Regions from separate parts of the Homo sapiens genome. Here region 2 is linked to region 1. A link is an interaction called in ENCODE POLR2A ChIA-PET data of the cell type or tissue named here. Cell type or tissue: HepG2. All regions are shown on one strand. Links, peaks and the distances in the headings refer to the core of each region. The heading gives the core; the rest is flanking DNA. Region 1 overlaps PLPPR1 (phospholipid phosphatase related 1). Region 2 overlaps BAAT (bile acid-CoA:amino acid N-acyltransferase).

What was found. Peaks named below come from ENCODE experiments on the same cell type or tissue, not always from the same donor. Only the 100,000 strongest peaks of a DNase experiment are listed, where the experiment ranks them.
Region 2: POLR2A ChIA-PET joins it to region 1 with 9 read pairs; 4 of 35 experiments call an interaction of 5 or more read pairs at or near these places.

What each region holds. Positions count from the first base shown.
Region 1 is chr9:101,314,690-101,317,189 of GRCh38, forward strand. All of the region lies in intron 6 of PLPPR1 (phospholipid phosphatase related 1), which reads left to right. Among named protein-coding and RNA genes, the nearest start is that of BAAT, 69 kb to the right of the region's middle. In HepG2, for the core only: a CTCF peak has its summit at 1,393 (motif pointing right); DNase peaks (open chromatin) are centred at 642 and 1,142; H3K4me3 peaks cover 398 bases.
Region 2 is chr9:101,356,718-101,368,500 of GRCh38, forward strand. BAAT (bile acid-CoA:amino acid N-acyltransferase) reads right to left here. Exons shown (of 4, transcript NM_001701.4): 3 at 11,403-11,605; 4 at 3,700-6,298. The coding sequence ends at 5,711. It also overlaps the pseudogene TRMT112P4 and the pseudogene LOC100421197. Among named protein-coding and RNA genes, the nearest start is that of BAAT, 22 kb to the right of the region's middle. In HepG2, for the core only: no CTCF peak of the experiment used is centred there; a DNase peak (open chromatin) is centred at 9,804; H3K4me3 peaks cover 536 bases.

The DNA of each region.
Region 1 (2,500 bases), core at 1-2,500:
TGCTGTTGAAAAAATGGTGCCAATAGACTTGCTGGACAGTGTTGTCAAAAAGCTTCAATTTAAAAAAAAAAAAAATATCTGCAACATGCAATAAAGTGAAGAGAAATAAAACAAAAATGTGCCAGTATTTTGAATGGATCCAGGCATTCTTCCTATAGTGAAAGATGAAAAACTAAAATGCAAATACTCTGGATGAAGTTGCAGGAAAAGCAGTGCTGAAGTCATCATAAAATCTTGATATCTCATTAGGAACTTTCCTGAGGAACGCCTTTTAAAAACATTTTATGGATACATAGAAGTTACACATGTTTCGGGGGTATGTGTGATATTTTGATACAAGCATACAATGTATAATGATCAAATCTGGGTAACTGGGATATCCATCACCTCAAATACTGTTACTTTGTGTTAAGAACATTCCAAATCTATTCCATTTATTTTGAAATATACAGTAAATTATTGTTAATTATTGTCACTCTACTGTTATAGTGAGCAGGCCTCATTTTTTCCATCTGACTGTATTTTTGTACTGATTAACCAACTCCTCTTCCCCCTATCGCCTACTACCATTCCTGAGGAATTTTTTTAAGAAGGAAAGAAAACAGGTGACTTGAAGGGAAGAGAAGGGTTTCAAAGGGAGATCAATGGTGTATAAATAGACTTTGGCTCAAGAAAAGACAAACAATGTTGCTGACCATCAGTTCTAAAGCCGCCATCCCCAGTTAGAGAGGAAGAGCCATTCTGACTGTTCCAAGCAATTTTGTAGGGTCTTTGTGGGATGATATTGGGGTTTGCTGAAGCCCCATACACAAATCCTGCTTCAACGTTAAACTTGTTTTCTCTCCATAACATGCAGCCCTGTTTCTCATCACTCAGTAACTACTCAGTCTGCTAGTGCTTTCAAGTGACTTCCCAATTGATGTCAAAATTTGTTTGCCTACAAATGGCCTTTACGTAAGACCCAGATCTGTGGTTGAATTGCTCTGGCATAAGAGAGACCACCCTGTTGGCACATGCATGTGAACACACCTCACAGACACACACAAAGCTGGGAAATGGGAGGGGAAGGATGTCCTGGAGGAGCCTGGAGGCATTCCAAAGCAGAGACTTGGAGAGGAGACAGAAAAAGAAGAGCAAACACTGAGAATGGCAGGATATCTACTGTAAATGTTCAATAGTGCTTTATGTTTGTGGTTCCCATGAGGCGGAATGTGGGAGGAAGGGGAAGGAAGTTATTAGCTGAACAAGTACCACATGCTGTATGCTTTATAGACAGCTAATCAAGTGCCCCCAGGGCAACTCTAACAATATTCCTATCCTCATTTTATAGATGAGGAAAATGAGGCTCAAAGATAAGTAACTTGCCCAATAGCCATGCAACCAATAACCAGCAGAGGGACCTGGGTCTCTCCACTCCAAAGTTTCTACAGGTTCCCCTCTTCCCAGTTAAAGCACAGTGTAGGGTCCTCGGGCGCGGTGGCTCACGCCTGTAATTCCAGCACTTTGGGAGGCCGAGGCCAGCAGATCATGATGTCAGGAGATCGAGACCATCCTGGCTAACACGGTGAAACCCCGTCTCTACTAAAAAATACAAAAAAGTAGCCAGGCGTGCTGGTGGGTGCCTGTAGTCCCAGCTACTCGGGAGGCTGAGGCAGGAGAATGGCATGAACCCGGGAGGCAGAGCTTGCAGTGAGCCGAGATCGTACGACTGCACTCCAGCCTGGGTGACAGAGTGAGACTCTGTCTCAAAAAAAAAGAAAAAAGAAAAAAGCTGAGTGTAAGAGTGAGATGGAGATGAGCCAGGTAGAGAGGATGCATGCCAATGTGCTACAGGGTTTGAAGAGTAGCAGGAAAGATTCGAACATGCTGGATGAAGAAACAAAGAAAGTATGGAAAGAGGCAGGGAAAAGGAGGGTTCTTCTTGGGCAAAAAAAAAAAAGCAGGGAAGATGGTAGAAACAGTCAGTTATGAAAAGACCTTGGCAGGAAACAGAAAAGTGGGCAGTAACTTACAGGGAAAGTTTTAAATGGAAGCGATAAAAGAAAACTCAAGAGTTATCTAATCTCAAGCAAATAGTCATAATCTGAAGATGACTATCTAAGGTAAGAGTTAAAGACCAGCTAACATGGACTGAATACTTGCTATGCATTTGGCACTTTTTAAGGGGCAAAATAGTATAGGGATATGATTTAAGGGCTCTGGAGTTTCAATCTCTGTGTGACCTTGGGCAAGTTAGATAACTTCCCTGTGCCCCCCTATCTAGACTGGAGATAATAGTACCTCCCTTATGAAATTGTTGGGTGGGTTAAGTGAAATTGGATAAAATCCTCAGGGTCGTGCCAGACACATAGTGGCCCTCAATAAATTTTAACTATTATTATGAGGTGGTTTGCATTCACCATGTCTTTAATCATTACAAATCTGTGAAGTGGGTATTACTATTCTTATTTTACAGGTGAGAAAACAGACCCAATGGGGTGGAGAGCGATTATTACTGGTC
Region 2 (11,783 bases), core at 8,424-10,923, 50 kb after region 1:
GCCACTAAGTGAGGGTTGAACTCCAGAGGGCAGATGCAGACCTCAGTGGCCTGGAGGTGCAGGGGGAAGCCACAGGGCCCCACCCCCACACATGCAAGCTCAGCAGATTGTCTTCAACCTCTTTCATAAGGGCACTGATCCCAATGAGGGCTTTGCCCATATGGCTTAATCACTTCCAAAAAGGCCCCACCTCTTAATGTCATCACCTTGGGGATTAGGTTTTTAAACATATAAATTTTGGGGGCATTAATATTAAGATCATAGTAATGGGCATATGTGATGTACAAGCCTATCCCTCACATTTGTGGGACCTACAGCAAGAGCAAAAAATGAAAACCTACATACAATATTATAAATATTTAAAATGAAAATCCAGGCACAGTGACTTATGTCTCTAATCCCAGTTACTTGGGAGGCTGAGGCAGAAGGATTGCTTGAAGCCAGGAGTTTGAGACCAGACTGGGCAACATAGTAAGACCCTATCTCTAAAACTTTTTTTTCTTAACAAAAGAAAAAGGTTTAATTGGACTCACAATTCTACATGGCTGGGAGGCCTCACAATCATGATGGAAGGCAAGGGGAGCAAGTCACATCTTACATGGATGGCGGCAGGCTAAGAGAGCTTGTGCAGGGAAACTCCCCCTTATAATACGGTCAGACCTCGTGAGACTTATTTACTATCATGAGAACAGCATGGGAAAGACCTGCCTCCATAATTCAATCATCTCCCATCAGGTCCCTCCCACACACATGGGAATTATGGGAGCTACAAGATGATATTTGGTTGAGTACACAGAGCCAAACTATATCATTCTGCCCCTGGTCCCTCCCAAATCTTTTATCTTCACATTTCAAAACCAATCATGCCTTCCCAACAATCCCCCAAAGGCTCAACTCATTTCAGCATTAACCCAAAAGTCCAAGTCCAAAGTCTCATCTGAGACAAGGCAAGTCCCTTCTGCCTACAAACCTGTAAAATCAAAAGCAAGCTAGTTATTTCCTAGATACAATGGGGGTACAGGCATTGGGTAAATATAGCTATTCCAAATGGGAGAAATTGGCCAAAACAAAGGTGCTACAGGCCCCATGAAAGTCCAAAATCCAGCAGGGTAGTCAAATCTTAAAGTTCCAAAATGATCTCCTTTGACTCCATGTCTTACGTCTGGGTCACACTGATGCAAGAGGTGGGTTCCCATGGTCTTGGGCAGCACTGCCGCTATAGCTTTGCAGGGTACAGCCTCCCTCATGGCTGCTTTCACAGGCAGTTGTGGAGTGTCCTGAGTCTTTTCCAGGCCTACAGTGCAGGCTGTCAGTGGATCTACCACTCTGGGATGTGGAGGACGGTGGCCCTCTTCTCACAGCTCCACTAGCCAGTGCCCCAGTAGGGACTCTGTGTGGGGGCTTTGACCCCACATTTCCCTTCCACATTGCCCTAGCAGAGGTTCTCCATGAGGGCCCCACCTCTGCAGATTTGGGTGGGGACACAGAACCAAACCATATCATTGGGCAAGTCCTATAGGCTGAGAGAAATAGTTAAATAAAGGCCATTTAGAGAAGAGTCAGTTGACCTTAATATCAGAGGGCTCTCAGAAAGATATCTTGGTAAATACTCTTACACCTTTCCCCTTGACTCATAGCAGGACCACTCTAGGCCGGTCAACAGAAAGAATTGATCCTTTTCCCTGTGTGCTGTTTTACCAGAAACTTTACCCTGCTCAGAGCAGGGACACAGATGGGGATATTTTCCAAGCAAATCTCCAGTTTCCCACTTGACTGCTATGTGAGGAACCCCTGTTAAGAGAGGATCTGACCACTGAGCATGACTGGCAGTCTGAAGAGGAGTCTGCAGATGGACCCCATTCCTCACTAAAACCTGAGCATCCCACCCGAAGCCAGTGGCTCACTCCAGTTCTTCCCCACTCTTCCTGTGCCACTCCACACTCAGTTCAAATATTGGCCAGCCACGATGGCTCATACCTGTAATCCCAACACTTCGGGAGGCTGAAGCTGGCAGATTGCTTGAGCCCAGGAGTTTGAGACCAGCCTGGGTAACGTGGCGAAACCCCATCTAGTTCAAAGTGGCTGGGGAGGCTTCACAATTACGGCGGAAGGCAAGGAGGAGCAAGTCAAGTCATATCTTACGTGGACGGCAGTAGTCAAAACAGCCAAAATTTTTTAAAAAAATATAGCTAGTCAGATGACGTACGCTTTTAGTCAGGAATACCATCAGAGGAGGGGTACTGTGAGTTTACTAGCAGACCAAATGAGAACTGTTACTGCTGTCAACTTCTGTGACAACAAAATGAACAAAAAAGAAAGGTAAACTTTGTGGTGTCAGCACTGTAGTAAGCAGAAAATCTGTAAGGCTCCTAAGAACATCCTGGTTGCTGGCAGCCATTTCTTTAAGACTTTATATAGTGTTAAAAACTAAGAAAGCCCTAACCGAAATAATACTACCCACTTAGATACTGCAGCAGTCAAAATTTTTCAGTCCTTGTGGACTTCTTGTATTCTGGTAACCTTGTACTCACAAGCCAAAATAATGACAGTGGCCTATCTTCAAACAAGTGAAATTTCAAACTTGCTGAAATTTTATTACAGATGCCTAAATTTATTAAAGATTAAATATAAGCATTAAATCAGAAGTTCCATGGGTCTGCAGTTGTGGACTATAATAATAGAAAACCAGGCCGGGCATGGTGGCTCATGCCTGTAATCCCAGCACTTTGGGAGGCCAATGTACATGGATCACTTGAGGCCAGGAGTTCAAGATCTGCCTGGCATACATGGCAAAACCCTGTCTCTACTGAAAATACAGAATTAGCCAAGGATGGTGGCTCACGCCTGTAATCCCAGCTACTCGGGAGGCATGAGAATTGCTTGAACCTGGGAAACAAAAGTTGCAGTGAGCCAAAATTGTGCCACTACCCTCCAGCCTGGGTGACAGAGCAAGACTGTCTAAACAAACAAACAAACAAACAAACAAAACTCAGTTAATAGAGATGGTCTGTCTTCATCATTGGATCAAAAAATTGCCAATTTTTGGGCAACATTAAATCTTACCAATTTGGCAAGTAATATAAAAACTGAAAATGATGGCTGTAATGTCAACAAGGGCCAAACAGAAAACTACCAAGTGAGTGACAATAGTTGGGTCCAGAATGCATCTCCTGAAATGGCTGAAAACAAATCCAAAGGTCAAACAAGTGTTTGCTTGGAATAATATGGGCTCCCAGGGAATTCAAGAAACTGGGAAACACGGAGGAAAAACCAAACTACAAGGAGATTTATTTATAATACATCATCTAATAATGAAACAAATTTGGAAGATTACTCAATGATGCAGCCATCTATTGCCTTTTCAGAGGAAAATACGCTACTCATATTTGAGTAGAAATCTTGGAAGAACCAGATTTGGATGTTGCTCTACTTTCAGGGCCAGATGATGATAAGAATGTATTGGCTGAAGCTGGGTCTAATCAAGATGGAGGTGATGTTAGAACTTCACATGATTTTATAATAAGTATGGTTTGATGCCTGGCACTTCAAGTGACTTCAAGTATGAATTGATACCAGATACTTTGATTTCAAATATGGATTATTGCCAGAATCTTGGCCAAAACAAGAAACTTGGGAAAATGGTGAATCATTCATGTTAGGTTGTTCTTGTGTTGCTATAAAGAAATACCTGAGACTGGGTAATTTATAAAGAAAAGAGATTTAATTGGATCATGGTCCTGCAGGCTTTACAGAAGCATAATGCTTGCATCTACTTGGCTTCTGGGGAGGCCTCAGGAAGTTTACAATCATGGCAGCAGGTGAACAGCGAGGAGGCATCTCACATGGCGAGAGAGGAGGCAAGAAAGAGTGTGAGGATGGGGAGGAGGTGCCACACACTTTTAAACAGTCATATCTCTTGAGAACTCACTCACTATCATACTCTCATGAGGACAGTACCAAGCCATGAGGGTCCACCCCCATGACCCAAACAACTCCCACCAGGCCTCACCTCCAACACTAGGGATTACATTTCAGCATGAAATTTGGGCACAACAAATATCCAAACCATATCATCATCTCTAATCATGAATAAGTTAAAATGCCATCATTGTAGCTATGCAGCCAAATGCAAACAAACACTAAAAAAGCACTTGCTTATTCATACAGGAGTGAGATCATTTAGCTGTGACTTTTTACACTTGGAGAAAACATGTAAGAAAACATTTCTTGGTGCACAAGAAGGATAAAAATGCAAATGTATGGTATGTAAGATCATGTTAGCAGCCAGTGTTGGAGTAAGACATGGATCTTGACCCTATGGTTTTTGTGTAGACTGTTCCAATAAATCACAACCAGGAAGGCCAGCAAGTGTAGATGAGAGACAGGATACAGAATCCCTCATGATAAAGACTATGAGGAGAATGAAGTAGGAGAAGCTGATGAAAAGTGGGTGGATGATGGAGATCAGAATGATCCATCTCAATGAGATGAATTAGCAGATGTTTGTATGTCTCTAGATATTTAACTGACCCACTATATTCCTCAAGGATACTGCATTTGGACATAATACAAATTGGCAGTTTGGAATGTTGAACTTAAAGTCTTGCAAAATGTGGTACATGCTAGATGGTAGTTATGTTGCTATGAGGACTATATGATCAAAGCCTTATAGCAAAAAAAATTTTTTAATATTTGCAAAGGACTGTACAGCAAACAACCATGTGGTTGAATTACATGCAGTCCTCATATATTCAGTTGGTTAGCAAACTAAAGTATTTTTTATTTATGGGATGTACAGTAACTATTGGGTCTTACGGAAATATAGTACCTGTCCTTATAGAGCTCACATTCATGTGCTACTCTAACATGACTGAAGAAATTCATTATGGAAGTACAGTGATAGTTGACCCAATCACTCAGTTTATCAAACTCCCCAGGCTAGCCTGTACTAGTAGAGTTGTGTTTCTATTTTTATTTTTTACTTTTATTAATTTTATTTTTAATACAGATTTTCAGTAAGGGGCATTTTCAACCTAATTGGTTCTATTTTCTTGTATTTTCCATTTTAATTTGCTTCATAACTTAAACCAAGGCTCTTCCAGTCTTAGTTATTATGTCTCAGTTATGTGCCAATGGGCATGTTTTTAAGAACTGAAGAGGTAATTTATTGCAATGAACTAACTGACCTCCTCCATTCCTTCTTTCCTTTTTGACATGAATTTTACTACCCCACAAATGAAAAATGATGTTGCAAAGTTACTGTGGTGAAGTTGAAAAATATCACTAAAATGATTATAATTTAGTATTAATTTTCTCCTGCTGCTCTAATCTGATAAATTCTTACTATATAGTGTTTTCTGACATGGTATTTGGTTTTATATCTGTTACTTTGGTGCTATTCTTGTTTGCCTTTTCTTATTTTTGCCAGTGTACTATACCTCAGTCCTATTTAGAAGACCTGATGGAAAGAAAAGTCATGTAAATAATAAGTAAAATGATTTGTTTTATGATTTATTCACCATGTCCAGTTTGGTTAGCTTGTTATGCAGTATAAGTGAAATATCAGGTTTTTACCCTATGCTCTTTTTAATCATTAAAATTAATACAAAATGTGTGTGTGGCAGCTGGGGGAGACATTCCGCCATGAAAATTGAGAGAAGGTCCCGGTAAAGAGATTTGCTTCTTTATTTTCTAGGAATATCTAGTCTTCTTAGAGTTGACTGGTCACATCTGGAATGAGGTGCTTCCTGAGAAATCTCTGGATCTCCTTCCAAGCATGTTCCTGTGCAGCTGCGTGTGGGATCACCTCTCCTCCCCAGTGTAACCTCAAATCGTGGGTCGTTGAGGCACAGCACAGAGGAGAATAGGGAGGTTCTATCAGGTGGCCTGCCCCAGGGTAAGATAGCAGGGTCCAGTTGTTCTTCCCATGTCTCTTCAGCTGTCCTATGGCTTGTTCAGCGTGTGCTTTGCTGTTGATAGTCTTATCACCTTCTCCTACAATGAAGAGGAATTGCCCCTGGGCCTCTTCAATAGGAAACAAATATTGACTGGCCCCAACTTGAGTTGTCTCAAAAGTGCGATAGAGCTCTAGTAACCCCAAGGCATTGGTGGATATTAATTGTGCAGAATGGGGAAGGGGCTGATGGATCTGACCATGATATACCTGTGGAATGCCAAAAGGAAAGTTGGTCCCATTAATAAGTACCGTGGCTGTGACTTGCTTTAGGTAAATAGCCATAGATAGTCCAATCTGTACTCCTTGACATACAGAGACTACCCCAACGCCTGAGCCAAAGACCTGAAAAAAATAATAGAAATGAGAAATTATTCTAGCCTTCATTTAGGAAAACTCCACAATCTCAAACAACCAAAGAACTTCACTGGCTAATGAGAACAAAGCAAGTATTAATCCTACCCACATCCCTAGCTATAGAGTTCTGGAATATATAATATGTATTCAAAAGAAATACTCCAAAAATATGTCAAGCTTTACCGACTATATATTACGGATTCAGTATTGTGTTAGGTTCTGAGTTTAAAATGCCCTAAAGAAATGCAAATGTCGCAGGGAAAGTAAGAAATGGCACATGACTATTGTGAATAATGTGGGTCAGGGTATAGATGATTGGTACACTTTCCTCCCTTCAGAGGAAAGGGCACCTTGTAGGAAGAGACTGAGAAAGAAAGTGAGATCAGTAGGATAGAGTTGAACAGAGGATTCTAGATTTGCTTTGTTTTTTCCAAAAGTTTTCTCATTGTGGAGAAAAATGTCATAAAGGAGGCTTGGCTCAGCTTCCTCCCTCATTGTCAGTCATCAAATAAGCATCCTTAAATTATCTATCCTACGGCAAGCACTGGGAGTCACAGAGAGAAAAGGAACAATCTCTTGTCATTAAGGAACTCACTGCCAGATGAAGACACAGGAGGAAAAAAAAAAACACACCAGATGATTGGAGCATCATAAATTCTATGATATGAGAATGTATGTAGGCTAGACTGCCAACCCAGATTAGCAGGGAATAAAGGCAGGATCAAAGAAAGGCTCTCAGAGGAAATGGGCTACAAAACAAATGAGTCTTCGTATTAAAAAATGAAAGCCAAGCCTGGTTAACATAGTGAGACCCTATCTCTACAAAACTAAAAAATTAGTTGAATATGGCGGTGTGTGCCTGTAGGCCCAGCTACTCAGGTTGAGGTGGAAGGATCACTTGAGCCCAGGAGTTCAAGGCTTTAGTGAGCTATGATTGTGCTATTGTACCCCAGCCTGGGCAATAGAGTGAGACCCTGTCTCAAGAAATAAAAATTACAAGAAAGTCAACAAGAAGGAATGGTATTCTATGCTGAGTATAGCAGACTCTGTTAGTTGCCTACACAGGAGCCATTCTCCACAATTTCAAAGCTAATATGACCTTGATTTTGTGTGGCATAGCAATATATCCAGCCCCAAGGGATAAATTCTGATGGATCCTAATCTATTTCCCTTTCTCAGCCTCTCTTCCAAGGCCAACATATTCTACCTAAGGACTTTTTTTGCCCCCCGTGCAAACTGACACAGAATCATGAAGAGAAAGCCTATGTTTATGATCATTCTTTTCAGACTAGGATGCTGGCCTGTTGACTTAATTCCTGAAACTGCCAGAGTCATTTTGTGACCTTCAGAGTAAGGCTAGAAAATTGCAGAAATGTCAATCTAATCTCCTTGATTGAAAACTACACTGAGTTTCTAAGCCAAAGTTTGAACCACCTATCACCAAACCTGTTATGTAAGAGAATAAGATACCTTATGCTGATGTTTAAGCCACCATCAGCCACTTTTCTGAGAAATGTAGCCAAAACATTCCTAATGTATTCACCATAGGAGAAACTCATGCAAAAACTGAGAGGCAATGAAGAGCAAGGCATTTAGAGGAACCACAAGTCATTCTTCATTATTTTAATTTAGAGTATAAGGTGGGAAATAACATAATAAGTCTGAAACAGAAAACACCAACTTTATGGTGCATAGCTTTGAAAGATATATTAAGCATCTTCAGTTTTTTTCCTAACTAAGGAGGAAAATTAGGACAAATTTTAAGGATGGGCATAAGATAAGACTGAATAAGTATGCAGAAGTCAGATCATAGGAAGCTTTGTCTAACATGCTAGGAAGCCTGGCCTTTATCCTATAATAAATAGGGAGACTCTTAAGCAAGCGAGTAAAATAGTTGTGTTTACAACTCTGACTTGCATAAATGGAGGCAGAAAAGCCACAGATTAATGCACTGATAAAAGCAGAAAATTATACTGTCCTGAACTAAGGTAACAGCAGTAAAAATGAAAAGGAAACTACATGTTCATGAGTTATTTTTGAGTATTGAGTGTATTGCTCCCAGTTACCAATTTGGTTGGGAATTCTAAGGAGGAGTTAAAGAAAATTGTTGTGTCACAAAATAAAGCTCCGATTCTCCTTGAGCACTGGCTCCTGGCAAGGACAGAGTCCTAGAGAGAAGCATCACTTTTCTAAAACCTTTGTTGACTTCCTGTATTTATTTTAATTGATCTCCTATATTTTAAAGGCATTTTATAAACCAATGTTTGGGATATTTTCCCTACTACTTAGAAACACATGAATCAATATACAACTCATGCCAAGCTGATGAAAATGTGAGAAATTCTTAGGGTAAGAGGGAAAAAAAAAACTAAACAAATGGAATGAGTCATATATACTCTCTATTTCCTACCCTGTATATTTAACAGGGGTGGCTTGAATCAATTAAAAGTTCCTTTCAAGCTCTGAAATTCTGTATTTTTTTAATTTTAATTTTAATTTATTATTTTTTACTTTATTTTTATTTTTTGAGACTGAGTCTCATTCTGTCACCCAGGCTGGAGTGTGGTGGCTCAATCTCGGCTCACTGCAACCTCCGCCTCTCAGGTTCAAGCAATTCTCTGGCCTCAGCCTCCCGAGCTGGAACTACAGGCGCCCGCCACCACACCTGGCTAATTTTTGTATTTTTAGTAGAGTTGGGTTTTCTCCATGTTGGCCAGGCTGGTCTTGAACCCCTGATCTCAGGTGATCTGCCCACCTCGGCCTCCCAAAGTGCTGGGATTACAGGCATGAGCCACTGTGCCTGGCCTAATTTTTATTTTTAATTGACAAATAATAATTATACATATTTATGGTGCATAATGTGATATTTCAGTGCATATATACATGGTGGAATGAACAAATCAGGCTGATTAACATATCCATTACCTCACAAACTTACCATTTCTTTGGGGTAAGAACATTTAAAATCTAATCTTTTAGCAATTTGGAAATATACAATACATTATTATTAACTATAGTCACCATGCTGTGCAACAGATCACCAGATCTTAGTCTTCTTGTCTAACAGAAACTTTGTACCCTTTGACCTACCTTTCTCCCCCACCCCTCCCAATCCTATATCTTAATATATAAGATAGAGAGCGACAGTTATGTTAAGGAAAGATGGGAACTCAGAGTGGATTTGGCCATGAAAGATAAAGTAAAAGCAAGTATAACACGAAAGAACAAAAAAGCATGACTCATATCTGTGCAGGCTTTTTAATATGTTTCTGTCCCTTGCCAAAACAGTAACTCTTGTTACAACTTCTACCACAAAATTTGGGATCAGGAAATTATGAGTTCTTAGAAGTTACTTAAAATCAACACATAGAGAAATAAGACCTGCAAGAAAGATCTCTGTTCTATCATCCTGCAGAAGAGACAATGTGAAGTAGGTTTAATGGAATTTCTCAGAGTCTGGGGAAAAAAATCTGGTTTCCAGGCCTGGATTAATCATTAACTAGCTATCTATGTGACACTGGCAAGAACAGTGATGAAAAAGTCATGCAGCAAATATAAGGGGAACGAGGCAAAGACCGTGAAAAAAGAGAATCACATAACCTCTCCACTTCTCATCTAAGCCAAGAAGAAGGCTCACAATGATAATATTGACTGACATTTCGAGGGCAGTTCCATTATATGCATCAAAAATAGCCATTTAAAATGTTCACTACATCAGTAGATTGTCAGTAATTGTTGCTTATCTTATTTCTGCAAACCTGATTATATTTTGGTGATCCTTATATAAAAAAACATGTAGTATGGAGATTTAATTTTATTTCAATTCTTATTAAAAAAAAAAATAGAGGCCAAGGCAGGTGGATCACTTGAGGTCAGGAGTTGGAGACCAGCTTTCCCAATATGGCAAAACCCCGTCTCTACTAAAAATACAAAAATTAGCCAGGTATGGTGGCACGCGCCTATAGTCCCAGCTACTCAGGAGGCTAAGGTAGGAAAATTGCTTGAACCTGGGAGGTGGAGGTTGCAGTGAGCTGAGATTGTGCCACTGCCTCTAGCCTAGGTGACAGAGCGAGACTCTGTCAAAAAAAGAAAAAAAAAAAAAAAAAAGGAAAGGAAAGAAAAAATATTGGGCAATTAACAAGGTTTAATAAACTCCAACTCTATCCCATATCATAGTAGCAAAGCACATGTTTTAAAATTTTAAAAGGCATATGGATTGGAAAGCACTAATAGTATTATGTTTAAGGGCTCATGAGTAACTAAAAATTCAGACTCATTCTTCAAAGAAATACAGATTATCTGTCCAGTTAAGTATAGTGATGAGAAAAATGATAGCTAGTTAATAATTAGAGCTATAAGATAAGGCTGAAGCAGTATGTAGAAGTCAGATCACAGAAAGTTTTGTCTAACATTTGTTCATCTTTGAGTGCTTAGTATTGCCAGGTTCTATGATAAGCATTTTGCATGCATTATCCTTTTTTTTTTTTTGCTTTGTCACCCAGGCTGGAGTACAGTGGCAGGAACATGGCTCACCGCAGTCTCAACCTCCCAGGCTCAAGCGATCTTTCCTCCTCAGCCCCTGCTAAGTAAGTGGGACTACAGGTGCCTGCTACCACACCCAGCTATTTTTTTAGTATTTATAGAGAAAGAGTTTGGCTATGTTGCCCAGGCTGGTCTTGAACTGTCGGCCTCTATTAATCCTCCCATCTTGGCCTCCCAGAGTGCTAGAATTACAGGCTTGAGCCATCACACCCAGCCAGTCCCTTTTTAAAAAATAACCATAATATCCTATGACTTCTCTTAACTTCCAAGTACGATTCTCAGTGAACTTGAAATTCTATTCATGCCCATGTTATTTATAATTCACATGATTTATTTCTCATCCAGTGTCTTTTGCTCAGAAAGACAAAATGCATAGGAAGTTAGCCTGTGCACATTGTAGTATCAAAAGGCACTGGCTTCTGGCCAAGTGTCAGATCATGCCACTGCACTCCAGCCTGGGTGACGGAGCAAGACCCTGTCTTTTAACAAAAACAAAAACAGAAACAAAAAAACCCCAGGGACTCAAACCTACTGAAAAGACAAAAATTACCTTTGGATGTCTCAGGAGAAAGTTGGCAGCCTCCTCAAAATATTCCAAATCTGTTACTTCTGGTTTGCGGGGCAGGTCTTCATAGTTATGGTAAGCCAAGGCCAAGGAGGCGAAGCCACGACTGGCTAGGAGGCTGGCCCGAAATTCAAGCAGCCCACCCAAACCACCAAACAAATCAATTACCCCTGGGAAGAGACCCTCTCCTGAAAAATAACAAAACAGAATTGTACATGAAGAGAAGGTGTGGAAAAGATAAGAAAACTTGAAAATACAAAGCAGAAATACAAATGATTAGATAATAAAAGATAAAATAAATAAATAAAAGATAATAAAAACATGAGAACACAAAGCAGAAATGCAAAATTACATTCAAATGTAATT